Regions from separate parts of the Homo sapiens genome. Here region 2 is linked to region 1. The links are chromatin loops, found by intact Hi-C in ENCODE. Cell type or tissue: Caco-2. All regions are shown on one strand. Links, peaks and the distances in the headings refer to the core of each region. The heading gives the core; the rest is flanking DNA. Region 1 overlaps LCLAT1 (lysocardiolipin acyltransferase 1). Region 2 overlaps LCLAT1 (lysocardiolipin acyltransferase 1).

Evidence for each region. Hi-C counts contacts between places; a loop is a spot of excess contacts. Peaks named below come from ENCODE experiments on the same cell type or tissue, not always from the same donor. Only the 100,000 strongest peaks of a DNase experiment are listed, where the experiment ranks them.
Region 2: it touches region 1 in a loop (8-fold over the local background); 2 of 110 quality-filtered maps call a loop at or near these places.

The regions. Positions count from the first base shown.
Region 1 is chr2:30,592,704-30,609,443 of GRCh38, reverse strand. The region is part of intron 5 of LCLAT1 (lysocardiolipin acyltransferase 1); the gene reads right to left. Among named protein-coding and RNA genes, the nearest start is that of LCLAT1, 150 kb to the right of the region's middle. In Caco-2, for the core only: no CTCF peak of the experiment used is centred there; no DNase peak of the experiment used is centred there.
Region 2 is chr2:30,541,742-30,555,216 of GRCh38, reverse strand. The region is part of intron 3 of LCLAT1 (lysocardiolipin acyltransferase 1); the gene reads right to left. Among named protein-coding and RNA genes, the nearest start is that of LCLAT1, 100 kb to the right of the region's middle. In Caco-2, for the core only: no CTCF peak of the experiment used is centred there; a DNase peak (open chromatin) is centred at 6,046.

The DNA.
Region 1 (16,740 bases), core at 3,620-11,619:
CACACTGTTGGAGAAAAATAAAACCAGATCCTCACACCAAACAACACATGTAAGGGACTCCAGATGGATAAAGCTGAAATGTAAAACATAATTATACAATTAACAAAAGAAAATGGAGACCAAGTAACAAGAAAGGTTTTTAAAAACCAGACTTCAAGAGCATAGGTCGTAAGATAAAAACTTCTTAATTTGATTACACCAGGAATTTCTGTTCAATGAATATGTAATAAAATAGAACATACCTGCAATGTCTAAAATTCAACAAGGGATTATATCTAGAACATAAGAACTAGTGCGAATTAACAAGTCACTATAGTAATCCCAATAGAAACACAGACAAGATATAAACAGGCAATGAATAGATGAGGAAACCCAGAAAATATCAGGCATGTGAAAATCCTTTGTAATCAGACAAAACCAAATTAAAATATACCTATTTGACTGGCAAAGAGTAGAAAGCTGGATAATACCAAGTGTTCACAGGAATGAGAGGAAACAGGCACCCTTGTGCATTGCCAGTGGGTGTTTAGAGGGGAGTATCTATTATGTAGTATAATTTGGGGCTGGTCAAATTAAGGTTACCAAACCCTATGACTCAGCAGTTCTACTCTTGGACATACAACTATGTGTCACTTGACGGGGATATGTTCTGAGAGATGTGTCTTTAGGCAATTTTTTTGTCATGGGAACATCATAGAGCATACTCACACAAACCTAGACAGTATATAGTCTATGACCCACCTAGGCTATATGGTATGGCCTGTTGCTCCTAGGCTACAAACCTGTACAGCATGTTACTGTACTGAATATTGTTGGCAATTGTAACATAATGCTAAGTATTTGTGTGTCTAAACATAGAAAAGGTATGGTAAAAATACAGTATAAAAGATAAAAAATAGTATACCTCTACAGGGCACTTACCATGAATGGAGTCTGCAGGACTGGAAGTTGCTCTGGGTGAGTCAGTGAGTGAGGGTGAGTGAATGTGAAGGCCTAGGACACCACTGTACACTACTGTAGACTTTAATAAACACTGTACACTTAGGCTACACTAAATTTATTAAAAAACTTTCATCAATAATAAATTAACCTTAGCTTACTGTAACTTTTTTACTCTAAACTTATAAATTTTTTTTTTTTTTTGAGATGGAGTCTCACTCTGTCACCCAGGCTGGAGTGCAAGCAACATCCGCCTCCCAGGTTCAAGCTATTCTCCTGCCTCAGCCTCCCAAGTAGATGGGAATAGAGGCACCTGCCACCACGCCCAGCTAATATTTGTATTTTTAGAAGAGACAAGGTTTCAACTTGTTGGCCAGGCTAGTCTTGAACTCCCGACCTCAGGTGATCCACCTGCCTCGGGTTCCCAAAGTGCTGGGATTACAGGTGTGAGTAAACTTCTAAATGTTTAAAACTTGACTCTTTTATAACACTTCGCTTAAAACACAAACCTATTGTAAAGTTGTACAAAAAGACTTTCTTTCTATCCTGATTCCATAACCTTTAATTATAAAAACTTTTTTAAAAAAAACTGTTAAAAATTAAGACACACACACACACACACACACACACACACACACACACACACACACACACACACAGCCTAGGCCTACACAGGGTCAGGATCATCAATATCACTGTCTTCACCTCCACATCTTGTCTCACTGCAAGGTCTTCAGAGGTAATAACAAGCATGGAGCTGTCATGTCCTATGACAGCAATGCCTTCTTCTGGAATACCTCCTGAAGGACCTGCCTGGGGCTGTTTTACTGCTTTTACTATAAGCAGAAGGAATACACTCAAGTAACAATAAAAAGTATAGTACAGTAACTATGTAAATCAGTAACATAGTCATTATCATTACGGTATATAATTTTATGTGCTACTGTTTTACACAACTGGTAGCATAGTGGTTTACATCAGCATCATCACAAACATGTGATGATGTCACCAGGTGATAGGAATTTTCTAGCTCCATTATGATCTTATGAGACTGCCATCATATATGTGGTTTGCCACTAACTAGAACGTCATTATGTGTTGCATGACTGTATATCCCAAAGGAATTCTTACACAGGTACACAAGAAGACATCTATAAAGATATTTCCTTGGCTGGGCGCGGTGGCTCATGCCTGTAATCCCAGCACTTTGGGAAGCTGAGGCGGGTGGATCATGAGGTCAGGAGATCGAGACCATCCTGGCTAACATGGTGAAACCCTGTCTCTACTAAAAATACAAAAAAATTAGCCGGGCGTGGTAGTGGACGCCTGTAGTCCCAGCTACACAATGGTTGAACTAATATACATTCCCACCAACAATGTAAAAGCATTCCTCTCGCTCCACAGCCTTGCCAGCATCTGTTGTTTCATGACTTTTAAATAATTGCCATTTGGACTGGTGTGAGATGGTATCTCATTGTGGTTTTGATTTGCATTTCTCTGATGATCAGTGATGTTGAGCTTTTTTTCATAAGTTTATTAGCCATATAAATGTCTTCTTTTGAGAAGTGTCTGTTCATGTCCCTTGCCCACTTTTTTAATGGGGTTGTTTTTTCTTGTAAATTTGTTTTAGTTTCTTGTTGACTCTGAATATTAGACCTTTGTCAGATGGATAGATTGCAAAAATTTTCTCCCTTTCTGTAGAATGTCTGTTTGCTCTGATGATAGTTTCTTTTCCTGTGCAGAAGCCCTTTAGTTTAATCAGATCCCATTTGTCAATTTTTGCTTTGGTTGCAATTGCTTTTGTCATCTTCATCATGAAATCTTTGCCCATGCTTATGTCCTGAATGGTATTGCCTAGATTTTTTTCTAGGGTTTTTATAGTTTTGGGTTTTTCATTTAAGTCTTTAATCCATCTTGAGTTAATTTTTGCATAAGGTGTAAGGAAGGGGTCCAGTTTCAGTTTTCTGCATATGGCTAGCCAGTTCTCCCAGCACCATTTATTAAATAGGGAATCCTTTCCCCATTGCTTGTTTTTGTCAGGTTTGTCAAAGATCAGATGGCTGTAGTTGCACGGACTTATTTCTGAGTTCTCTATTCTGTTCCATTGGTCTATGTGTCTGTTTTTGTAACAGTACCATGCTATTTTGGTTACTGTAGCCCTGTAGTATAGTTTGAAGTCAGGTAATGTGATGCCTCCAGCTGTGTTCTTTTTGCTTAAGATTGTCTTGGCTATATGGGCTTTTTGTTGGTTCCATATGAATTTTAAGAGTTTTTTCTAATTCTATGAAGAATGTCAACGGCAGTTTAATGGGAATAGCATTGAATCTGTAAATTGCTTTGGGCAGTATGGCCAATTTCACGATATTGATTCTTCCAATCCATGAGCATGGAGTGTTTTTCCATTTGTTTGTGTCCTCTCTGATTTCCTTGAGCAGTGATTTGTAGTTCTCCTTGAAGTGGTCCTTTACTTCCCTCGCTCTGCCTCCTGCCTGATCAACAGAGTGGGGAGTGGGGAGCATTAGATTCTCATGGTAGCAAGAACCCTCCTGTGAACTGTGCAAGTGAGGGATCTAGGTTGCGCGCTCCTTATGAGAATCTAACTAATGCCTGATGATCTGAGGTGGAACAGTTTCATTCCGAAACCATCCCCCCACTCCCTCCCCGAGCCGTGGACAAATGGTCTTCCACAAAACCAGTGCCTGGTGCCAAAAAGGTTGGGGACCACTGACATAAAAGATTTGCTCATCCATTTCTCTATTAGGTGCTAGATTCATCCTGATCATTTGCTAAAACTGCTATTATACCTTTCTTTCTTTAAAGGTGCAGCTTCAGAGTTGTAGGAGAGGAAATGTATATTTCACTCTTAGTGAGAATTATGTCACTGATGAAGAAATTAAGCTTTCTCAGAATTCTTTTAAAATTCATTTTAGGCTGAAATTGCCTTACATATCTAAATGTTTGAACACTTTCTTAAACACTAAAGCAGTTCTTAACAGCAATACAAAGAGAAAGTCTGAATAAACTAAAAACAATATGTAAATTGGTCTGCTTTAGAATAAATCTGCATACAGTGTCCTGCATTGGTACATTCTACAAAGGGAATTAAAGCCATGAAATTAACATTTTAATGAAGCAGACAGACTACTGACGTCAAGACTACTCACTGATTGCAGCTTCCAGGTGGCCTAATGAGATGAAAATGAAGTTTATACCTTTAGCTGGTCTAAGCAAGGGCTGTTTGGATATTATGATTGAATTTAAATTAGAAAATACGGCTGTGTGCAAACACGTTTAGGTTAGCAAGTAGTCTCTGTAAATCTCCGCACTATAAATGCTTAATTTACAATAGTTAAGGCAATACACACAAACATTTTGGTCTTTTTTCTAAAGCACTGTCCTAAAACTGGTGGGAAGTTACTGTACTTTGGAAAACACTACAATGGTTTTATCAGAATGACCCATGTTAACTGTGTTACAGGTCCATGTAATGTAACCATTAAAAGGGAGCACAGAGGTCATCTAGTGCAACCTCCCACCTGTGTGTGGGGGCGGCAAGGACACAGATGCCTTGAGGCAGCCTTTTTCCTGGCAGGCAGCTCTAATTTGTAGAAATGCTCTTATTACCCAAGGAAATTTGAGGCTGAAGTTTATCCCTCTGGGACTCCCACTCCTTAGTTTGTCCTCTAAAAACAAACAGTATGATGCTTTTAACTTCTGTGGATAACAATCCTTCAAATATTAAAGCACGGGTAAGCAAAGTACAGCCCATGGACCCATTCCACCTGTGTTTGTACAACCTGAGAGCTACGAATGATGTTTACTTTTTTTTTTTTTTTTTTTTTTTGAGACGGAGTCTCACTCTGTCGCCAAGCTGGAGTGCAGTGGCACGATCTCGGCTCACTGGATTTTTACATTTTTTTAATGGCCAGGGAAAAAAAGCGAAAGTATAATTTTATTTTACACACCTGAAAGTCCTATGAAATTTAAATTTCAATGTCCATAAATAAAGTTTTATTGGAACACATACTCATTCATTTATTTGCAGTACAACAGAATTAAGTAGTTTGGAAAGCGACCATATGGCCTGCACAGCCTAAAATATTTACTACCTGGCCCTCTACAGAAAACGCTTACCAATGCTGATTAAAAGACAGCTAGACAGCTAGACAGCTGTCAAATCTTCTCTTAGTCGTCTTTTCTCTAAGCTAAGAAGTCACAGTCCTAAAGAACATAGAAGAGATTTCCAGGCTACTGGATGCATTCCAATTATCCCTGTCCCTTGCAAGTTGCTGAAGCATGGGAAGAGGGGGCTGAAGGGTCACACTGTTGTAGCCCCAAAATGACACTCATTACATCTGCTCTCTGGCCAGAGTTAGTTGTGCCCTAATCTAAAGGCACTTGGGGACATGTGCTTACTCTGTTCTTCCATGGTCCAAATATAGTTATATCATAATTCTTGGTAAGTTCAATATTTAGTGTTTATATTATACAGCCAGGTAAATATTCACAGTATAATTATGTAGTAGCAATTACATTTCTTATTCCACAAATCATTTTTCCCTGGTTAATAATTACCTTATTTTTCTCTTTGCTTAATTTTCTAGAGACCTGTCACTAATTTATCCCCATACTCTCTGCTAGAAGTACAAATCTCCTTCCCATACATTCAAATATGTCAGATGATCTATTGCTTTCATCATCTTGGGGCCATTCTTCCTGGAACCCTTCATGTCCCTACTCTGATCAGGACTATAATCTTACATGCATGTTGCACAGCTGTCATCCTTGGATCCTCCTTCAACATAATAATCCTGGAGATTCTATTCATATGTTGTTTTCCTTGTTTCCTAAATTCTCTATCACCCTTTTTAGTTTACTCTTTTGTTACAATACATCCTTCAACAGTTCCCCAAGAAAGGTGCAAAGGAGATCTTGAATGTTTGAAAATGCCTATTCTGTCCTCTCATTTGATTGAGAATTTGAGTATGCTCAGAATTCTCCAGTTGGAAACCATTTTCCTTCAAAAAAAAAAAAGCAAAAATTGAAGGTTTCCTCCACTTTTTCTACCAGTGTTGCCTTGGACAATGTGACAGCATTCTAAGTTTTGATCTCTTTGGAAGCTTTTAGGATCCTTGCTTTGTTGCTGGTCTGAAATTTAATGATGATTATGATCTGTCTTTTTCGTTCACTGTATTGTATCTCTAGACACGCTAGGTTTTTTTAAAATTCTAAAATTATTCATTGAATAATTTCTTGCTAATTTATTCTCTGTGGCAAAGAGAAAACAATTCTCTGAATGTTTATTAATTCTCTGAATGTTTATTCTGTGCCAGATACTGTGCCACACATATTTTAAATTTCTTACATATGTTGCATTATATATTGATGCTAAATTTCTTAGATATATTATTTCACTGAAGCAGCACAATAAGAATGTTAGGTAAAGCTTTATTATCCTCATTTACCAAGGGGATGTTAAATATACCACCCTAGGTCACACAGCTAATAAGACATGGAATTATGATTCTAACTCAATTCTTTCCAGTTCTCAAATCCATGCTGTAAATTACTGTTCCGCTGTTCCTGGAAGAAAGTTGTACAATCCCCATTTCTAGACATCTTCTTATCTTTGTCTAAATGTATATGTATTCAACCAAAAGACAGGGATGGGAAGCCAGGGCTGAGCTAATACTGAGCTAGTGTGAAGAGTAGCACTCCAGGATCAACCTGCTGTCAGAGTAAATGGTCATGATGCTTAAACTTTACACCATTAGAAACACTCCTTTATTTCACACCATTAAAATAAAAGCTGATATTAAATGTGCATAATATATAGAGAGGAAGAAAAAAAGTCATTAGGAAGGAACTGATTAATCTGTTTGTGAAAAACTTGAAAGAAATGAGACAGAGAAGTGATGATTTTGGATGGGACAGAGTACAAAACAATTCCCAGTGCAGGTGTGTCTAGGCAGAAGTCTAAGATGGCCAAACAACAGCAGGATCTCAGTCAATGATGGCAGTTACTGAAAGGGTAAGGTGGGGACCACCGAAACAAAATTCACGTTGTAGCCATTTTACCAAAGGCTGGCTTCCTGAAAATTTCTCAAAGTTCTCTATAACTCTTAGAGTTAAAATACTTTGGATCTGGTATTCTGGTGCAGAAGGAGTGAACTATAACTCCTCCCAGTATGCATCTTCCAATTTGCTGGAAAGATCTAGTAAGATACACAGTGCAGAAAATGTCTGGTTTTAAAAGCTCAGCAATCTATCTGCTACACTGTTAACACAGCTACAAGCAGCATCTTTCTCAAACACACTTATCACCCCATTATTTGCCAATGAAAGCCCTACAGGTCTTTCATCCATTTGTCTATTTGATTAAATCTAACTATTGCCTGCCACCTGAAATCCTATTGAGAAAGAAGCTGGATGAAAAACAACCAAGTCTCCTACCTAACAAAAGGAAAGTCTGTCAAATGCCTCTTCCCCTCATCATATCTAGGCAGCCCACTGTTGGAGCTGGCCCCAAATGTGATTTGTTCTCAATTTTATACTACTTCTTTATTGGACTGTTTTGAAGTTTTTATAGTTTAACATTATATATATATCTATAGATATATATATCTATAGATAGATATCTATAGGATCCTTGTTTTGTTGTAGATAAATATATCTATCTATAGATATATATGACATGCCAATTAAATTATACTATTTATGGAGAACTTATATACAACATTTATGTCACTTTGTTGGTGTATCTCTGGCATTGCATTAAAGAAAGTAAACCTGCCAAAAAAGTGCTTTCATTAAAACATATTGTTTTAAAGTGCATCTATTAATCTTGGGATCTGAAGCTTGCACTGCTGACCATGAGTCTGTACTAAATTAGTCATATTCATGTGAATACTGAAAGTATTTGTTGGTGGGATATCAACTGGCCCACATGGGATTATAACCCACAATCTTGGTCTTATTGGTCCTTAACCAAAATAAATAATACACTGAAGTGTGAAGTTAGTGTTCTGCTTCGTTGTTTTACCACTTTAATAATTATGTTCACTTACAAAGCAACTTACTTAGTGTTGAAAAATGGCCTAGAAATATTACAACAGCTCTTGGCATGTAGAAAAGTAATAACATACAGTATTCAAATTTAGAATCCCAAAATTCAGGAGCTCTTTTGCAAAACTATACAGATTATTTGAAACCCTTGTTATAAATATCACCTTGTTACTATGGGTAATAATGAACTTCACTGAGTTAAAGGAGTACGTTCTAAACCAATGCAAAGAAGCTAAGAACCATGATAAAATATTACAGGAGCTGTTAACCAGAATAACCAGTTTAGAGATGAACATAAATGATCTGATGGAGCTGAAAAGCACAACACACAAACTTCACAATGCAACCACAAGTATCAATAACTGAATAGATCAAACGGAGGAAAGGATCTCAGAGCTTGAAGACTATGTTGCTGAAATAAGACAGGCATTTAAGATTAGAGAAAAAAGAATTAAAAGAAATGAACAAAACCTCCAAGAACTATGGGATTATATAAAAAGACCAACCCTATGACTGACTAAGACACCTGAAAGAGACAGGGAGAATGGAACCAAGTTGGAAAACGTATTTCAAGATATAATCCAGGAGAACTTCCCTGACCTAGGAAGACGGGCCAACATTCAAATCTCAGGAAACCCAAGAACCCCAGTAAGATACTCCATGAGAAGTACATCATAGACCAAGACACATAATCATCAGATTCTCAAAGGTCAAAATGAAGGAAAAAATGATAAGGGCAGCCAGAAAGAGAGGCCAGGCCACCTACTAAGGGGAAGGCCATCAGATTCTCAGTGGAAACCCTACAAGCCAGAAGAGACTTGGGGTCAGTATTCAACATTCTTAAAGAAAAGAATTTCCAACCCAATTTGTTTTTATTTTTGAAGTGTTTGTTTTTCATATCTCTGTGTCTTTCACTTCAACTCTGATCTTGGCTATTTCTTGTCTTCTGCTAGCTTTGGAGTTTGTTTGCTCTTGGTTCTCTAGTTCTTTTAGTTGTGATGTTAGGATGTCAATTTGAGATCTTTCTAGCTTAATGTGAGCATTTAGTGCTATAAATTTCCCTCTTAACACTGCTTTAGCTGTGTTCAAGATTCTAGTACATTATCTCTTTGTTCTTATTGACTTCAAAGAACTTCTTGATTTCTGCCTTAATTTCATTATTTACCCAGGAGTCATTCAGGAGCAAGTTAGTTGTTCAATTTCCATGTAGTTGTATGGTTTTGAGTGAGTTTCTTTCTTTTTCTTTTCTTCTAGACCAAACTTAAGCTTCATAAGCAAAGGAGAAATAAAATCCTTTACAGACAAGCAGATGCTGAGGTAATCTGTCACAACCAGGCCTGCCTTGCAAGAACTCCTGAAGGAAGCACTAAACATGGAAGGGAAGAACCGTTACCAACCACTACAAAAACACACTGAAGTACACAGACCAATGACACTGTGAAACAACTACATTGACAAGTCTGCAAAATAACCAGCCAGCATTATGATGACAGGGTCGAATTCAAACATATTACCTTAAATGTAAATGGGTTAAATGCCCCAATTAAAAGACACAAAATGGCAAGCTAGATAAAAAGACAAGACCCATCTCACATGCAAAGACATACATAGGCTCAAAATAAAGGGATGGAGGAAAATTTACCAAGCAAATGGAAAACAGAAAAAAGCAGGGCTTGTAGTACTACTTGCTGACAAAACAGACTTTAAACCAACAAAGATCAAAAAAGACAAAGAAGGGCATTATATAATGATAAAGGGTTCAATTTAACAAGCAGAGCTAACTATCCTATATATGCACTCAATACAGGAGCACCTAGTTTCATAAAACAAGGTCTTAGAGACCTACAAAGGGACTCTCAACACAGTAATAGTGGGAGACTTTAACACCCCTGACAGATCAAGACAGAAAATTAACAAAGATATTTAGGACTTGAATTCAGCTCTAGATCAAGTGGATCTGATAGATATCTACAGAACTCTCCACCACAAAACAACAGAATATACATTCTTCTCAGCGCCACATGGCACTTGCTCTAAAATAGACCACATAATTGGAAGTAAAACACTCCTCAGCAAGTGCAAAAGTACTGAAATCATAACAGTCTCTCAGACCACAGCACAATCAAATTAATTAGAACTCAGATTAATGAAACTCAAAGGCCGGGTGCAGTGGCTCATGTCCGGAATCCCAGCACTTTAGGAGGCTGAGGTGGGCGGATCACTTGAGGTCAGGAGTTTGAGACCAGCCTGGCGAACATGGTGAAACCCCATCTCTACTAAAAATACAAAAATTAGCCTGGCATGCTGGTGCATGTCTGTATTCCCAGCTACTTGGGAGGCTGAGGCAGGAGAATAACTTGAACCGGGAGGCGGAGGTTGCAGTGAGCCGAGATCACGCCACTGCACTCTAGCCTGGACCCAGAGTGAGACTCTATCTATCTCAAACAAAAAAGAAAAGAAAAAAAAAAAGAAACTCACTCAAAATCATACAACTACATGGAAATTGAACAACTTGCTCCTGAATGACTCCTAGGTAAATAATGAAATTAAGGCAGAAATCAAGAAGTTCTTTGAAATCAATAAGAACAAAGAGATAATGTACTGGAATCTCGAACACAGCTAAAGCAGTGTTAAGAGGGAAATTTATAGCACTAAATGCCCACACTAAGCTAGAAAGATCTCAAATTGACATCCTAACATCACAACTAAAAGAACTAGAGAACCAAGAGCAAACACACTCCAAAGCTAGCAGAAGACAAGAAATAGCCAAGATCAGAGCAGAAGTGAAGGACACAGAGATATGAAAAACACTTCAAAAATAAAAACAAATCAATGAATCCACAAGCTGGTTTTTTGAAAAAGTTAATAAAATAGACTGCTAGCTAGACTAATCAAGAAGAAAAAAGAGAAGAATCAAATAGACGCAATACAAAATGATAAGGGGATATCACCACTGACCCCACTGAAATACAAACGACCATCAGAGAATACTATAAACACCTCTGCAAATAAAAAAAAAAAAAAAGAAAATCTAGAAGAAATGGATAAATTCTTGGACACATACACCCTCCCAAGACTGAACCAGGAAGAAGTTGAATGCCTGAATAGACCAATAACGAGTTCTGAAATTGAGGCAGTAATAAATAACCTACCAACCAAAAAAAGCCCAGGACCAGACAGATTTACAGCCGAATTCTACCAGAGATACAAAAAGGAGCTGGTACCATTTCTTCCAAAACTATTCCAAACAAACGAAAAGGAGGGACCCCTCCCTAACTCATTTTATGAGGTCAGTATTATCCTGATACCAAAACCTGGCAGAGATATATCAAAAAAAGAAAACTTCAGGCCAATATCCCTGATGAATATCGATGCAGAAATCCTCAATAAAATACTGGCAAACTGAAACCAGCAGCCTATCAAAAAACTTATACACCATGATCAAGTTGGCTTCATCCCTGGGATGCAAGGCTGGTTCAACATAATGCAAATCAACAAATGTAATTCATCACATAAACAGAACTAAGGACAAATAGTTATCTCAATAGATACAGAAAAGGCCTGTGATAAAATTCAACATTCCTTCATGTTCAAAACTCTCAATAAACTAGACACTGAAGGAACGTACCTCAAAATATTAATAATAGCTGTTTATGACAAACTCACAGCCAGGATTACACTGAATGGGCAAAAGCTGGAAGCATTCCCCTTGAAAAACCAGCATAAACAAGGATGCCCTCTCTCACCACTCCTATTCAGCCTAGTAATGGAAGTTCTGGCCAAGGCAATCAAGCAAGAGAAAGAAACAAAGGGTATCTACATAGGAAGAGAGGAAGCCAAATTGTCTTTGTTTGCAGATGACATGATCCTGTATCTAGAAAATCCCACTGCCTCAGCCCAAAAGCTTCTTAAGCTGATAAGCAACTTCAGCAAAGTCTCAGGATGCAAAATCAATGTGCAAAAGTCACAAGCATTCCTATACACCAACAATAGACAAGCAGAGAGCCAAATCATAAATGAATTCCCATTCACAACTGATACAAAGAGAATAAAATACCTAGGAATACAGCTAGCGAGGGAAGTAAAGGATCACTTCAAGGAGAACTACAAATCACTGCTCAAGGAAATCAGAGAGGACACAAACAAATGGAAAAACACTCCATGCTCATGGATTGGAAGAATCAATATCGTGAAATTGGCCATACTGCCCAAAGCAATTTACAGATTCAATGCTATTCCCATTAAACTGCCGTTGACATTCTTCATAGAATTAGAAAAAACTCTTTTAAAATTCATATGGAACCAACAAAAAGCCCATATAGCCAAGACAATCTTAAGCAAAAAGAACACAGCTGGAGGCATCACATTACCTGACTTCAAACTATACTACAGGGCTACAGTAACCAAAATAGCATGGTACTGTTACAAAAACAGACACATAGACCAATGGAACAGAATAGAGAACTCAGAAATAAGTCCGTGCAACTACAGCCATCTGATCTTTGACAAACCTGACAAAAACAAGCAATGGGGAAAGGATTCCCTATTTAATAAATGGTGCTGGGAGAACTGGCTAGCCATATGCAGAAAACTGAAACTGGACCCCTTCCTTACACCTTATGCAAAAATTAACTCAAGATGGATTAAAGACTTAAATGAAAAACCCAAAACTATAAAAACCCTAGAAAAAAATCTAGGCAATACCATTCAGGACATAAGCATGGGCAAAGATTTCATGATGAAGATGACAAAAGCAATTGCAACCAAAGCAAAAATTGACAAATGGGATCTGATTAAACTAAAGGGCTTCAGCACAGGAAAAGAAACTATCATCAGAGCAAACAGACATTCTACAGAAAGGGAGAAAATTTTTGCAATCTATCCATCTGACAAAGGTCTAATACTCAGAGTCAACAAGAAACTTAAACAAATTTACAAGAAAAAAAAAACAACCCCATTAAAAAAGTGGGCAAGGGACATGAACAGACTCTTCTCAAAAGAAGACATTTATATGGCTAATAAACTTATGAAAAAAAGCTCAACATCACTGATCATCAGAGAAATGCAAATCAAAACCACAATGAGATACCATCTCACACCAGTCCAAATGGCAATTATTTAAAAGTCATGAAACAACAGATGCTGGCAAGGCTGTGGAGCGAGAGGAATGCTTTTACATTGTTGGTGGGAATGTAAATTAGTTCAACCACTGTGGAAGGCAGTGTGGCGATTCCTCAAAGACCTAGAATCAGAAATGCCATTTGACCCAGCAATCCCACTACTCGGTATATACCCAATGGAACATAAATCATTCTATTATAAAGAAAGATACATGCACGCATGTATTTACTGCAGCACTAGTCACAATAGCAAAGACACAGAATCAGCCTAAATTCCCATCAATGACAGACTAAAGAAAATGTGGTACATATACACCATGGAATACTATGTTGTCATCAACAGGAGTGAGATCATGTCCTTTGCAGGGACATGGATACAGCTGGAAGCCATTATCCTCAACAAACTAACCCGGGAACAGAAAACACTACATGTTCTCACTTGTAAGTGGGAGGTGAACAACGAGAACATATGGACATAGTTAGGGGAACAACACAGAACACACACTGGGGCCTGCCGTGGGTGGGAGTGGGGGAAAGCATCAGGAAATACAGCTAATGCATGCTGGGCTTAATACTTAGGTGATGGGTTGATAGGTGCAGCAAACCACCATGGCACACATTTTCCTATGTAACAAACCTGCATACCCTGCACATGTACCCTGGAACTTAAAATAAAATTACCTTGATATAAAGAAACTTCACATTTTCAATGTACCCATTAAGTTCAGCAAAAGCTCAAAGCAGCTAGGTGCTGAAGGATACTGGTTAAGAATGAAACAGGGAGGAATGGGTGAGAAAGGCATTGCAAACCAGGGCACAGGTTCTGGTTGGGAATGGCCATAATGTGTTCAGGAGGCACTAAGAATCCAAGTTGAGCAGAATAGGAATATGGTGGAGGCATCTTGATAGCTCAATAATGCTTGGCACATAATTACACTCAAGACATTAGTGATCTGAATGAATTACTAAAGCCTAAGAGAAGAAAACGTCTGGGTCCACTATAAAAATCAAAAAGAGGGCAGACCTAAGAGACAGACGTGGAATGGGGGAAAAAAAAACCCCCACAAAGGATAGTGGTCAGGAGGGCTGCTTTAAACCAGTAATAACATATTACAGAGCAGTCCCTAGAAAGAAAAGAGGTAAGAGACTGGAGAGTTTCAGTGATAAGAAATGGGTATGAACCAGACAACACAGGGAAAACTGATTCAAGTTTCAACGAATAAAGGATACATAATAAATCTCTTATTCACAAAAAGGCTATGATTAAAATTAATGTTTAAAAAACATAAATGAGAAGGAAAAGAGGTAAAGACAAAACCAATAAAGTCAACAGGCAATTATTTCTGGAGACCAGAATAACTGAATGGGATAGGCTTTAGGCATATGATTTATTGGGAAAATATAGGTATATATTAAAATAATGCTTATTTTATACTTGAGTAAAATATTTGAGGGTTATACAGCAAGATTCAAATGTAGCATAAACTTTGTAGATGCCTTAAAAAATATCCAATAAAATCTGCTTGGTTGTTGTTTCCTAGAGAAGTATTAATTATGCATTGTTTCATTTAAATTAACCTGGAACTCCTGAGAGGAGAACAGAAAAAAAGATTACAATTTTATACATTGTGCTGAGATATAAGAGACCCTCCCACATAATAGTTAATCCAATAGTGGTAACTGGCCACTTTGGTGTAAACACCTGGAAACTTTGGTTGTGAAGATGTGTGTATACACACATACACATGCACATACACACAATTAAAGGAATCTTAGTCACGCAGAGCTAAATGAAACAGCAATAAAACTTGATGCAAATTAAGAAAACAAACCAAAAAAGAAGGAATTCATAAAAGACCTCTAATCAAGGATCACACTCATCTAATCAATTCTCTAACAGAAGCAGATACTTGATAAAGGAAGTAGAATAAATGCTTGGAGGAGACTCTAGGTGGTGGGTGTATGGGTGTTCGCTGTAAGCCTCTTTGAACTTTGCTATACGTTTGAAAATTTTCCCATTAAAGTATCGGAAAAAACTATATGAATCAGTAGGATTGAATATGGAGAAACACATGTATTCTGTCAGGAACAAGTTTATGAAACTTGATTTTTTAAAATTTTTATTAGAATAACATATAGACTAAAAATAACATAGATTAAAAGGTCAAATAGCACAATAAAGCTTATAATGAAAAAGAAAAGGCTCCTAGCACATCTCTGAGTTTCCAGGCCCTAAAAACAAGTGTGAAACTATGAAAACTTTATTAAAACATAAAACCTATATTACATTTCTTATGTAATTTTTTTAGTGTATAGGTGGAATAAAATGAATTGGGGAGTCAGTGGAATGATAAAATTTTAGAATTAGAATTTTACATGTCTTTTTTTTTTTTTTTTGAGACAGGATCTCTCTCTGTTGCTCGAGGTGGAATGCAGTGGTGCAATCACAGCTCACTGCAGCCTCCACCTCCTGGGCTCAAGCAATCCTCCTGCTTCAGCCTCCCAAGTAGTAGGGACTACTAATTAAACCTTTAATCTATGGCCATTCAATACCAAGAATAGGACATTTAAAAGCTCTTTAAATGGATTAATTAGAAGAGAAACTATTTTCCAGTTCATATTTCTACAAGAATCTTTCTTACTTCAAGTATAGTTTATTAAAGAAAAGTGCTAGTAGTATTACCCAAAGCAATTTGCAGGTTAATATAATCCCTATCAAAATACAAATAACATTACTCACAGAAATAAAAAACACAATACTAAAATTTGTATAGAATCACAAAAGACCCTGCATAGCTAAGCAATCCTAAGCAAAAAGAACAAAGCTGGAGGCACCACACTGCTTGATTTCAAATTATGCTGCAAAGCTAGAGTAACCCAAACAACATGGTACTGCTAGAAAAACAGATGCATAGATCAATCAGTATGTCAAAGAGATGACTGCACTCTCATGTTTATTGCAGCACTATTCACAACAGCCAAGATACGGACTTAGAACCTGTCTATCAACGGATGAATGGGAAAAGAAAATGTATTCCATATATATAATGAAATATTATTCAGCCATAAAAAAGAATGGAATTCTGTCATTTGCAGCAACATAGATGGAACTGGAAGTAATCATATTAAAATAAGTCAAGCACAGAGAGACAAAATATCTCACATTCTTACTTGTATGTGGGTGCTAAAAAAGTGGATCTCATGGAGGCAGAGAGCAGAATTATGGTTACCAGAGGCTGGCAAGGGAAGGGGAAAGTCGGGAGGGATGTAGAGAAGTTGGTTAAGATGTACAAAAATAGTTAGAAGGAGTAAGTTCTAGTATGGTAGAGAAATTATAGTTAATAATGTATTGCATATATTTAAAATAGCTAGAAGGCAAGAATTATTAATAAATGTTTCTAATGTGAAAAGATAAATGTTTGAGGTGACAGTCCAATTATTCTGAGTTGATTGTTACACATTGTATACAGTTATCAAAATATCACATATGCCCCCCAAAATACATACAACTGTTACATATCAGTAACAATTTTTAAAATAAGTGTTAGTAGCAGATTGGTAAATAACAGGTCCTATTGGACCTACTTTAATAAGTAGATGATTATTTGTAATCAAT
Region 2 (13,475 bases), core at 1,259-9,258, 52 kb after region 1:
CAAAGCTATTTTCTATAGTTTTCTATCATTGAATATGGCTAGTAAGAAATCTAGCTATACAAATTTGTACAGATAACTAAGTTTTCCTAATCGGATAATTTATTTCTTTCCTCTGGAAGCTTTTATAATTTTCTCTTCACCCATAGTTTTATAGAAATTCATCAGTGTTAGTCTAGGTATGGAACTTTTTTCATTAATTCTGCTCAGCAGTTGATAAACTCTTCCAATATTTGAATCTTTCTTTAATATAGAAAACATTCCTTCTGTTTAAGAAAATATATATTTTTTTCTCTTCATTCATATTTTCAGCTGGAAGTTCTGTTAGATGTTAAAACTTCTGGATCTCTCCTCTCATACTTTTCATTTCTTTTGCCATTTGACAACTTTAAGGATAATCCCTTGGCTTGATCATCTAACTAATTTGTCAGCTACACCTGTTCTACTAATTTAGTTTATTTCAAAAATCATATTCTTAATCTTCAAGATTTGCAAATGGTCTTTTTCATAGCAGCCATTTTTAGGAACAAATTGTGTAATTATAATAAAAAGGTTTACTGTGTGCTTACTATATGTCCAATATTGTTCCAAGCATTTTTCATTAATTCAATTAATTCTCAAGACAACCTTATGAATTAAGTAAAATTATTATCCCTATTTTATGGATGAGGAAACTGAGAGACATGAGGGCTAAAGACATGGTAAGTGGTAAAACCAGATTTTAAACACAGGCAGTCTGACACCAGACTTGATATTTTTAAATCACGGTACTAAACAACCTCTCTGCATAGATACTTGAATCTTTCCACAGGTATTAATTACACATAGTTTATATTCTCCTTAGAGAATTATTTATTTGTCAGAGATTAGATTTTCCATTTTTTAGTACTAGATACTGTTTAACATTTTCCTTAAATGTTTACTAATCCTGCAGAGTCTCATATTTGTAAAGGATGTTCTAGACTGAACAATACTGACAGGTCGAATGTATTTCTGCATTGCAAGTGAGAATACCTCTTGCTCCCCATGTGGGATGGAAGTGGTAGCAATATCCATGAGGTTTTGCTATAAAACTTTTCTAATATTTTGTTACATATCTTCTAGAAACTCCAAGCCAATGTTTCTAAATCTTTTTTACTTCTTTTAGCTTAAATGTTTTTCTCTTTTTTTCCCGATAAAAAAATCACAGGAATACCTGGCAAGGGGTTTGGGTTTTTTTCCATTTGATTGTCATCAATGCAAATTGTATCCATGTTTAAAGTGTTACTCAGATTTTTCTTAATGTTAAGATCCTCAAAAAACACATTTTTATGACATTTATTTCATATTTCTATGAGCTAATGATAGCGCAACCTGTATCTTTAAAATCAGCATATATAATTTGTCTTTTTTTTTTTTGAGACGGAGTCTCGCTCTGTCGCCCAGGCCGGACTGCGGACTGCAGTGGCGCAATCTCGGCTCACTGCAAGCTCCGCTTCCCGGGTTCACGCCATTCTCCTGCCTCAGCCTCCCGAGTAGCTGGGACTACAGGCGCCCACCACCGCGCCCGGCTAATTTTTTGTATTTTTAGTAGAGACGGGGTTTCACCTTGTTAGCCAGGATGGTCTCGATCTCCTGACCTCATGATCCACCCGCCTCGGCCTCCCAAAGTGCTGGGATTACAGGCGTGAGCCACCGCGCCCGGCAATTTGTCTTTTTCATACTTTTCCACTGCAGGATATTCTGTCTTTAACCTGAATTTCTCAGACGAGGGCTGGGAGTCTGGCAGGTTTATAAAGATAGAATCTATATATACTGGCATAGCTCCACTACCACCATCTTCTTTCTAAAACCTCATTTACGTTATCAGCATCGCCTTCTCAAAGCAGTTGTAAATAATCCCTCGGCATACTCTATTGTCCAAACCTATCTCATCATTTTAGAACCTAGTTTTGACTTACATTCCCTTTTACCAAGTTTTAGCGTTGCCTAGGGGGAGAAAAAAATAACCATTTACTTGAATGTGTATTTTGGCATTATGCATTCTTAATAAAAAGTAAGCCTTTTCACAACTTTTTTTTTTCATTTCAGTGTAGATGAATATAGTTAACTGAGTAATGAAAACATCAGCACTACTCACCTAATGCTCTAATAACTCAATCTCAACAATAGGGTAAAATTTATCACTGCTGTCCTTGTAGTAACTCAATATGGCATCTACTATGGCACTATGAATATGACACCAGAAGAAAAAGCAGGGCGGAAGAAAGACAGACAACTGCTCCTTCGACATTATTTTCAATCCTGAATAAACGATGTGGATGCAACCACAGAAATGCTACCCATAGGCCTCTATTAAATGAGAATGAACAATAGGAACAGATGCAAATTTTATATAAACTTTTATCACAAAGATCATAAGAAAATACTGTATTTACTGAGTATGGATCTGTCCATAATTAATAGTAGTTATACAAATAAATCAGGGAGTTAAGTAACAAGTAGTTATACTTTTCAGAATTTCAACTTTTATTAGGGTGCTAAATGCTGGATAGATAAAGTTAAGGAAGATCTATCTTTTCTGAACTCACATTACAAACTGGGTAATGCTCTCCACATCCCTCTTCTAAGATGATTAATTTCCACGAAGGCTTTTAAAAACTCTGATGACAGGTAATTTTATGACATTTTTGCAGCAACAATCCTGTTGTAGTATGCCTGTATCATTAGGTTTCAAATGTGACTGTGCTGAAAATACAAGATAGAAATCAAAGTATAAAATATGAGCAAGTAATAATTACATAATACTCTAACAAACTTAATTCTAAATATAATTTCAAACTTGACACACCAAAAAGTGGAGAAAAATGGAGAAACCACTTGTACTACAAATTTCACTAGACTCCACAAACATAATCATATACACATGCAGACAGTAAAAATTCTTGCTTGACAATGAGGCTTCTTGGTCATGTTACAATTTTGGGGTTCATGTTAACATGAGAGAGACCAAACTCATCTTTCATATTATATGAGATTGGAAATTTGACCAATTTTCTAAATGAGCTATTATCTGAGATATTTCTTCCTGTTGCAAAACTGATTCCTAAGTACATTCCTAGCTTTGCACACTGAGAGGACCTATAATCAAAGACATCCCAGTAGCAATTAACATATGGTAGGCAGAATAATCATCCCCCAAAAGATGTCCACATCTTAATTCCTGGAACTGTGAAGGCACTGTGTTATACAGCAAAGGGGAATTAAGATTGCTAATCAGACGAATTTAAGGTAGTGAGATTAGCCTAGATTATTCTAGTGGGCCCAATGTAATCATAAGTGTCATTAAAGGTGGGAGAGAAACCCCATAAATATATACCTACTATGTACCTATGAAAATTAAAAATAAATTTTTTTTAAGTGGAAGAGGGAGGCACAAGATGACTTAGTACTGATGTGAGAAGGACTCAACCAGCCAATGCTGGCTTTGAAGCCAGAAGAAGGGGCCACAAGCCAAGGAATGTAGGCATCCATTAGAAGCTAGAAAAGGCTAGGAAACAGATCCCGTAGCAATCCTACAGAAAGAAACCAGTCCTGCCAATGCCTTGATTTCAGCCCAGTAGAACCCACATCAAACCTCTAAAACTGTTATATAATAAATTTGTGTCCTTTAAACCACTCTATATTTGTAGTATAAGCTGCAATGGAAAACTCATACAGAGCATAGTAAGTGCCTAGATTTTAGTTTCTCACATCATTCTTCATAAAAAAAAGGGATCTAGGGCTCCTTAGCGAAATGCTGAGTCTAGGGATGGGGCAAGGAAAAATACAAGATGAACCTGGAGAATTTAAAGTGCCAAAAAAATAAGTGGTTAAAAGAAAAAAGATGGTAGTATGTCAAAAGGACATAAGAGCCAACCTTCAGGCACTCCCAGGCTAGGCGCAGTGGCTCATGCCTATAATCTCAGCACTTTGGGAAGCCAAGGCAGGAGGTTGGCGTGAGCCCAGGAGTTCAAGACCAACCTGGGCAATGTAGCGATACCCACCACTTCTCTACAAAAAAAAAAGTTGTTGTCTTTTAAAATTTATTTTAAATTAGCCAGGCAAGGTGGCATGTACCTATAGTCCCAGCTATTAAGGAGGCTGAGGCGGAAGGATTGCTTGAGCCCAGGAGGTCAAGGATGCAGTGAGCTGTGAACGCACCACCGCACACCAACCTGGATGACAGAGCAAGACCCTGTCTCAAGAAAAGAAAACTCCCAATGGCCAAAGCTGGCCATTACTTTCAGCAGCAAAATAATGATAGTACCAGATTATAATCTAAAAATTAAAATAAATATCAATGAGTCCATATTGATATTATTAAATTACTAATTAAATAAATGGGGAGTAGGGGCAAATATTTTCCACAGAAGTATGAATAATATATATAAATAGTCTGCACTCCAGGAAGTAGAGCTTCATTCCTTTCCCCCAACAGCCAGCCTTTGAGTGTGGGCTGTGCTTAGTGGATTGAGTATGTAAATGTAAAGGGGAAAACAGCATCTTTGCAGTAAAGAAACCTGACAGATACCACCTTAACTAAGTGATTAAGATTAACATCACCAGTGATAAGCCATGTTGATATCATGAACCTCTGACATGAGAAGGGTACTCCACCTCTACAGTATTCTTCCCCCAAGCCTACAGCTCTAGTCTAATCACAAGAAAACATCAGACAAACCCAAACTGAGGAACATTCTACAAAATGTCCAACCAGTACTTTTCAAAGGCACCATGAAAAGCAAGAAAAGACTATCACAAAATGAAGGAAGACTAGGAAGATACAATGACTAAAAAGCAAGGTGGTATTCTCAGTTGGATCCTAGAACCACAAAAGGACATTAGTGGAAAAATTGGTGAAGTCTGAATAAAGTCCATTGTTAATAGTATTGCACCAAAATTAACCTCTTGTTTCAACAGATATACCATATAAGATGTTAACATCAGAGAAGCTGGGTGAAAAAGATAGGAAAATTCTCTGTACTGTTATTACAAATTTTCAATAAATCTAAAATGATTCCATATAAAAAGTTTACTTCAGAACATCTATTTGTTGATGCAAACTTGTGTTTGACTAAAAAAATACACAAATAATGGCCATTTTCCATTCAAAATCAAGGCCTAAATAATCTTACTTGGAATTCGCTTACTATACCATATTACTTGGTTGTAATAATTGAAGATTATCAGTAACAGCATTTCTAAAGATATAGTTTTGACATTATTTTCATTGTGGAAGAACATTTTTAATTCTTGGCTACATAATATGTCCCTGCCTGGTATTCATTACACAACAGTGTAACACTCAGAAACATCTGACTTCAAGCATAAGGAAAATATTTTCTGTAAGATTTGTTATATGAAATAAATGGAGAAAAGCCATATTTTTTAAATGACATATATAATAAATACAACAGCTAATTCATTTTCCCCCAGGTCTTACAATGTTGCCTTTCTCTTTTAAAATACCTGCACAATTTACAGATACTTAGCCCCAAGACAAAGAACAACTGAAGGCATGGAAGTCAAATTATCTATTAAAGTTACCAACTATGAGATACAGAGGGTTCATCTTGCATATCTTTTCTATTATTATTGCAAAGTGCCATTTCAAAGTTGGTTCAAAACTGATTATTATGTGATTTATTTCATTTGTGCTTTTCCACCAAATACAAAGCAGATTCAAAACCCTAAAGCTCCCTCCAAATTCTGAATTTCTTTCTACTGAAGTTACCATTATAAAAGCATATCTTTTAGATAATTTTAGAATGTAATTATTAATTTAAGCAAAGGAATTCCTCAATTTTCAGCAGACCTAAGGGTACTAAAAGTACTAGAGGTGAAATTCGCTTCCTAGCTCACATCTGGGATATCTAGCAGCCTAACGCAATGTAAATTTGCTGAGGTATTAGAAATAGTACACATCAACAGGATATCCAATTTAGGTAACCAATTGCATTAATGTCAGTAAGTGATTGATTAGATAACCTTAAAGCCCCCAGCCATTTCTCCTGGCCAAAGAAACTGTCAACTTCACACAGCTCAGGGCTTCAGCTCTGTTCAGAAGTCAGATAACACATTCAAAACAAAAGCTTCATTTAAGTTATTTAGATTTCAATGCCATCCTAAAAAATTACTTAGTTCTCAATGTCATTCTAGAAAGAAAGGTAATCCTGGTAAAACTGCCTGGCAGATGATTTAAATGAATTGAACCTTTCTTTTCTTCCCAATGGAAGAAAGTAAAGGCTAAGCTCTAATTTTTTATCTTGCCCAAATTCCTTTCTAAGGGATCTAGGGAGTCATGCCCTACAAACCATAAATTCTCATCACATGAGCTTTGTTTAACCCTGTATATTGTGACTTACTTTCCAGTCTTACTCAGGCATAACAAGGGAAAAAATCAAAATGTTTTACCCCAAAATATATTACCTTGCCATACTTTGAAATTGCCTTGTAAAGTTTTTTGTGGGAAAAATCCACATTATATAGATAATCCCCTTATCCCTTTATTTTCCTTCCTTTCTTTCCAGATCTAGGAGATAATCAGCTAAGAGCCAGACACCCTTTTAAATCTGATAAGAAACATTTTACAACCTGCTCTCTCTCTGAAGTTTGCTATCTGAGAGATTCCTCTGCACAAAAAAACCTGGTCTCCGCAATCCTTTACCTTAACCTAAACAATCCTTTCCATTAATCCCAGGTCTTCACATAAACTCGGCCAATTGTAAACCAGTAAATGTTTAAATTTACCTATAGCCTGGAAGCCCCTGCTTTAAGTTGTCCCACCTTTCTGAACCAAACCAATGTATTTCTTAAATGTATTTGATTGATGTCCCGTGGCTCCCTAAAATATATAAACCCAAGCTGTACCCCGACCACTTTGGGCACATGTTCTCAGGACTTCTTGAGGGCTGTGTTACAGGCCATGGTCAATCACATTTGGCTCAGAATAAATCTCTTCAAATATTTTACAGAGTTCGATTCTTTTCGTCAACAAACGTATATCCCCACTACTTACCACCCTCCCGGCCATGCATCAAAACTCATCTCGGCCAAGCAATGCTGGCAACCAAAACTACAAAATCAACAATTACCAAAACTTTATGTTTCAAATACCAATAGAATTGCTAAAATGAAATAATCTGTTATATATCTAAAAACAAGCAGAGATGTATGTGTGTCTTCCAGGCAACAGAACTAAAATATGTTTAACATATTCTACTTTATTTGATGGTTTTCATAAAAATTTTCATTCATGACTAGCATTAATAAAATTTACTGAACGAGTAAATCAAACAATGGATACATTTCTTATGGCTTGGTGAAATAGGGGAAAGCAAGTTACATCAGGATGCTTTTGGCTATAAATAACAGAATACCAATCTAAAAGTCATATAAACAATTTGGGTTTACGCTTCTCACGTAAAATAAAGTCTGGCCCCAACGCTAGTTCAGGAGCCAGGATCTCCCACTCTACTATGCCATCCTCCTGATGTCTGAGGACCTCCCCCTCTTTGAGGGAATGCCTGCAAAAGTTCCAAGCCTCATGTGCTAACACAATACTGTCCACAAGCAGAAAAGAGTGGCACTGGACCTTCATTGACTTCTTTCATCTTATTAAGGAGGAGTATCTTTCCCAGAGACTCCAACAGACTCCCATAAGACCCTTTGGTTAGACTGGCTCAAACAACCATCCCTGCTGACAGGAGGCTGAGAAAGCCAGTATCTGGTATTTTCATTCTCTGTCATAGGATGTGTGCATCACAGTGGTTCACTGTTAAGATTAGTAAAATACTACTTCTGACCTTTAGTTATTAAGTAATATGTGGAATAACACAGAGGAAGAAGGCTGTTGTGAAGCTTTATATGATTATTTAATAGGATACCATAATCTTATCAATATAATAAAGAAGGCCAGGACATCAGAAAGTTTGCTGTGACAGTAATAGCTATAGCATAGTTAATAAGTAGCTAGGAATCCTTGACTAGAAGCCCCCTTTGAAGAAAGAGTCACAGGTGGAGCTTCAAACACACTAGCTGCAGAGATTCATTCCAGGAAGGCTCAAGCTGTTGTTACTTTTGGGTAATAAGGCACCTTTACCTACTGTAGGTAGCAAAACTAATGCCTATGATTGCACTAAAGGAACTGGCAGGAGTGGAGTGTTACTGAGTCCTGTGGGGGCTTAATTTGGGAAGGGACAACTAGCATGTGAGTTTCCTGGCACAAAATCGCCAATAAGATGAATCTATTCATCTTAATACATTCATCAATAAGATGAATCCATTCATCTTATTCTTGTTATGAGCAGGAGGGCAGCATGAAATTGTGTTGAATTAAAAAAAGAACCCACCAAACTGGATAGAGTCAAAAATATTCATGACTTTGTTCTAATTTTAGTGAATGTCTGTTTTAAGTAGGAGGAAGCTGGGTAAGAAAGGGGGAGTTTTCCTTCTCACAGGAGGTAAAGTTAGGCATTATAGATTTTAAATATGTCAAACAGACATCTATTCTTTGTGGCTAACATGTGATAGTAAATAAAATTAAGGTGACTTCAGTAAATTTAGTAATTCTTAAAACTGTGTTAGCAATGGCACATTTATTTACACAAATTTATTGTAATGTTTATAAATACATCAATAAACTACAGATCAAACTGAAAATCTGACCACATGAGTCTTTCCAATTCCCATATCACTGTATTGAACCACTTTCATGTTAACAGCAGCATGCATTATAATCATGTTCCTATAGTGTACTAAAAAGGTAAACAACACATTGTAACTGAGTTGTTTTTATTCATGATCTCTAAAAAGAAAAATTCATATGTAAAAATACCAACAGCATGTAAAATAAAATTCTAATCATTTCATCAGATTTGACTAAAAAAATTATTTAATATTTTGGCAGTTTATATTCTGGGAGGCTGAACTTCTGAACAGCTTCCTATCCAGTTTCCATTATCCTGTGAAAGCAGCCCACTACAGGAACTTCTACATATCCAATAACAGTCTTCGTATGTCTTGAAAAACTGAGAATGGATGAAAGCATTCATCAGAGGCCATGCTGTTCCTGCTGGCTTCTCTCTGATCTCACTCTGAATAATCTAGATATATCACAATGTGGGCCTTTCCTAGTTTTCACCACTACACTACATTGCAGAATGTAATGCTTTAGAATTCCAGAATTATATAACAATTTAATATGAAATCATGAGGTCATATCAGGAAAATTTCTGGCTTCATCCATGACTTGGACAGGTTTTAAATCACTATCTCTTTAATATTACTCTCCTTTTCATGCTTTCTAAAAGGCTCAAACTCTTTTCTCACTCTACAGTGATTAATGATCCAGAGAAACCAAGAAGCCATGAGTTGGGTACGTACAGTTGGCACATGCATTTCCTGGCACAAAATCACTAGGCAAATGGACTTTTTATGACTGTTTTAAGTTTAATATTTCATTTCACTAGTTAAGTGGTCATAAAATTGGCTAAAAGTAAAAATCTACATATGCACCACCATCAGAGACAGTTGAACTCTATGAAACATTTTTTCTTAAAATCTATTCTGTATATCTTAATAAATTCTAAACAGTTTAGTTAATTTAACAAAACTCTTTATAACTTGACCTGAAATCTAAATACTTTTAATGATTTATTTCCTACCCTGTTACATAGGTCTATTGCTTTTATACTTTAAGAAAAGAACTTTCTATTCTAAACTCTCAGCCATTTCCCAACCTGGCACTACAGATACAGTGTTTTCCTTTAGTCAGTTGCACAAGAATTAAATAGACCAGATAATTATATTCTAAACATCTGGTAAGCAAACATTTATTTGAAAAAAAAATGCGCATAGCAATCTTAAATACTCCCTAAAATTACATCAAATTGTCAACAAGGTAAAACTGGTATAGTCTCAAACAGTATATAGTTGACCACTACGATGCAGCCATTCTTTTTCCTATCATTTCCTCCTGCAAACTCCAACTTTAATTCCCTTTTTAACTCTCACTGGCAAACATGCTGTTTTGTTTGCTGCTTACACTTATGCCTGGCTTAAATTACTCTGTATTTGTTTGCTTTCGAGGTTCTAAAATCTTTTTTTCTCCAGTCCAAAATCTGTTCCCATTAGTAGTTTGCATTTTCATGAAATCCTATCAAGCTTACAAATAGTTAAGAGCCTACAATGGGTAAGATACTCTATAAGTAGCTTATAACTCAGGAAGGAAAAGAAAATAAACAAATGGAACAGTTAAGAATGAAATACTTAAATAGGGGCTCAAGATGAATTTTCCTCTTGTCTTGCAGAAGGACAGGTTTGGAATGATAAAAATGACTACAGCAGTAAAGAGTAGGAGAAATAAACACTCAGTAGTGAAGGAAAAAGATTATGGACCTTAAGTCTAATACGGATTTCTGTAAGGTAAGGGGTAGGAGGGTGTATCCACCTTCATAAACCAATATCCAAAGTGGGCCTCAGGATAAACAAAAATAATCCCTTAGGCACAGGACACACATCAGGTATTCAAAGCTGATAGAAGTAACACACAGAGGGGAAGTTGAGAAGGACTCTAGCCCTACTGGGTATTTAAGGATGGGACTGAAGGAAGGAAAGGATAATCCAAAGGACCAAGTGATCAGGAGCTCAGCTGCAACCTGGAAGCTACTAACAGCATAACTGGAAACAGAATATTTTTATATTTTGAGAAAAACTAGGATTTGGTAACTAATTGAAGAAAGAAAGACTCAGGGATGATTCCTGTATTGCATAAAGAGAAACTAAGTAATCTCTTAATTATATGCCAACTCTAAAATCCTATGCTTCAAGAATCTTTCTCTTAATAGTTAAAAAGGAAAAAAAGTCCTTAAGCAGTTTCCATTTTCTAGCATGATGGAGTTAAGACCCTATCGGTCAAATCATCCCTGTAGAAAACAATGACAAAATTTGGACATAAGATAAAGGTAATCATCAGAAGGTACTAGAGAGGGAGCAGAAGCAGACAGACTGGTGGGAGCTCATGTTCACTTGTGGGAAGGGAGATGGAAAGCTCTAAGAGTATGTTCCCTTCTCCAAAGCTTTCAGTCTCGGGCTAAAGGCAGTCCACAGAAAAATATGTGAATACAACACACAACTATAGCAGTGCTGAAAGAAAATGTGTAGTTCTAAACACCTGTGTTAAAAAAGGAACATGGTATTAGATCAATAGCTTAAGCTTCTATGTTAAGAAACTAAAAAATTTTAAAAAAAGCAAATTAAGCCCAAAGAACATAAAAGTTAGGAAATAATAAAGATAAGAATAGAAATCAGTAAAACTAAAAACACAGATTGATGAGGGGAGGGAAAGAAATCAATGAAACCAAAAGCTGATTATTTTAGGGGAGAGGGGCAAACTCAATAAAACTGACAAAACTCCAGCCAGATTGAACAAGAAAAGTGAGAAATAAAAGAAGGGATTAACCACAGACTCTTTAAGCATTAAAAAATTAACAAAATATTATTAACAACTTGATGCCTCAGTTTGACAACTTAGGTAACACAATTTCTTGAAAAATTACAAGAAACAGATGAACTAAAGAATTCAATATCAACTCAAAAAATTGAGTTTGTAATTAAAAAGACACCCACTAAAAAAAACTCCAAGCTTAGATGGCTTCACTGGTGAATTCCTTTAATCATTTAAAGAGGAAATAACATCAGTCCTATACAAACTCTTAACAGAAAACACGCAAGGAGAGAACACTGACCATCTCATTTTATGAGGTCACAAACAGATAAATATCTCACAAGAAAAAAGAACAAAATCCTTATTGAACACAGATACAAAAACCCTTTAAAGCTATTAGCATATTGAATCCAAAAATACATTAAAAAGGTTAAGTGGAGATAATCCTAGAAATGTAAGGTTAGTTTACCATCAGAGATTAACCAATGCAATTTAACATATTAATAGAACAAGGGAGAAAATTCATCTTATCATTCTAAGAGGTACAGAAAAAGCATTAAAACCAAATTTGACACCGTTTTATGATAAAAGTCACAGCAAATCAGGAATAGAAGGGAACTCCTCAACCTAATTAAGAGCATCTGTGAAAAATCTACAGTTAGCATTATACTCAACAGTGAAAGGCTCAAAGCTTTCTACCTAACATCAGGGACACGGCAAGGATGTCTGCCCTCAACACTTCTACTTAACATTATACTAAAAGAATAGCCACCGCAATAAGGCAAAAAAAAAAAAAAAAGCCATAAAAGTCGAATATTAAAATTAAAATAATATTTACATACAAGCAATGTGATTATGTATAAAGAAACCCTATGGAACCCACAAAGCATGTAGAATAGTTGAATTTTGAAAAGTTGCAGGATACAAAAATCAACTGCATTTCTATAAACTGGCAGCAAACAATTGGAAAGTAAAAACTTAAAACAACTCCAAAATAGCATCAATCAAAAATATTCAGAAACAAATCAAATGCAAGTTGTGAAAGACCTTTATATGAAAAACTACAAGTACTGCAAAGGGAAATTAGATTGAATGAAATCACAATAAAAATCCTGAGGAATTTTTGAAGAAATTACCAAACTTATTTTAAAATTTTAATGGAGAGGAAAAATACTCAAATAGTTGAAAAAAATTTAAAAGAACTGCTGATTTCAATTCTTGCTATAAAATTACAGTATCATGACAGAGTGACATTGATGAAATAACACTTACCGGACAAATAATTTTCAAAAAAGGTGTTAAGTTAGTTGAGTGGATAGTGGGTAGACTTTTTAATAAAAGCTGATGGAAAACTGGAAAGCTGTATAGGAAAAAAATAATCATTGACCCTGCCTCACAATAAAAACTGAATCAAAATGGGTCACACATAAAGTTAAGAAGTAAGACCATTAAACTTCTTGGGAGGGGAAAATATTTGTGACACAAGGTCAGACAAAGAAAGAACAATAAGAAGAAATGGTTTAAAAAGACCTCATGAAGATAAAGTTTGCTCTTTGAAAGACAGGTTTAAAAAAAGTAGAAAGGTAAACCACAGTCTGGGGTAAAAAACTGCAAAAATCCTATCTATAAAGAGCCTATATCCAGAATTTTTGAAGAACTCTTATAGAGCAACAGTTAGAGAAGAAACAACCCATAAATAAAGGAGAAAAGATATGACTAGAAACATCATAAAACAAGCTATATGAATGGCCAATGAGCAAAGGAGAAGAGGATCAAAATCCCTAGTCTTAAGAGAAATGAAAATTGAAACAACAGTAAGTTGCCACAACAAAGCCACAAAAATAGCTGAAGTTAGAAAGACTGATAACACCTAATGCTGACAAGGATATGGGACACCTGGAACTCTCTCTTACACTACTGGTAAAAATGTAAAAGGGGAAAAATTGTATGGAAGTTACAAAGTTACACACACATTTACCATATTATCCAGGGGTTTGGGTGCAAAAGGGCA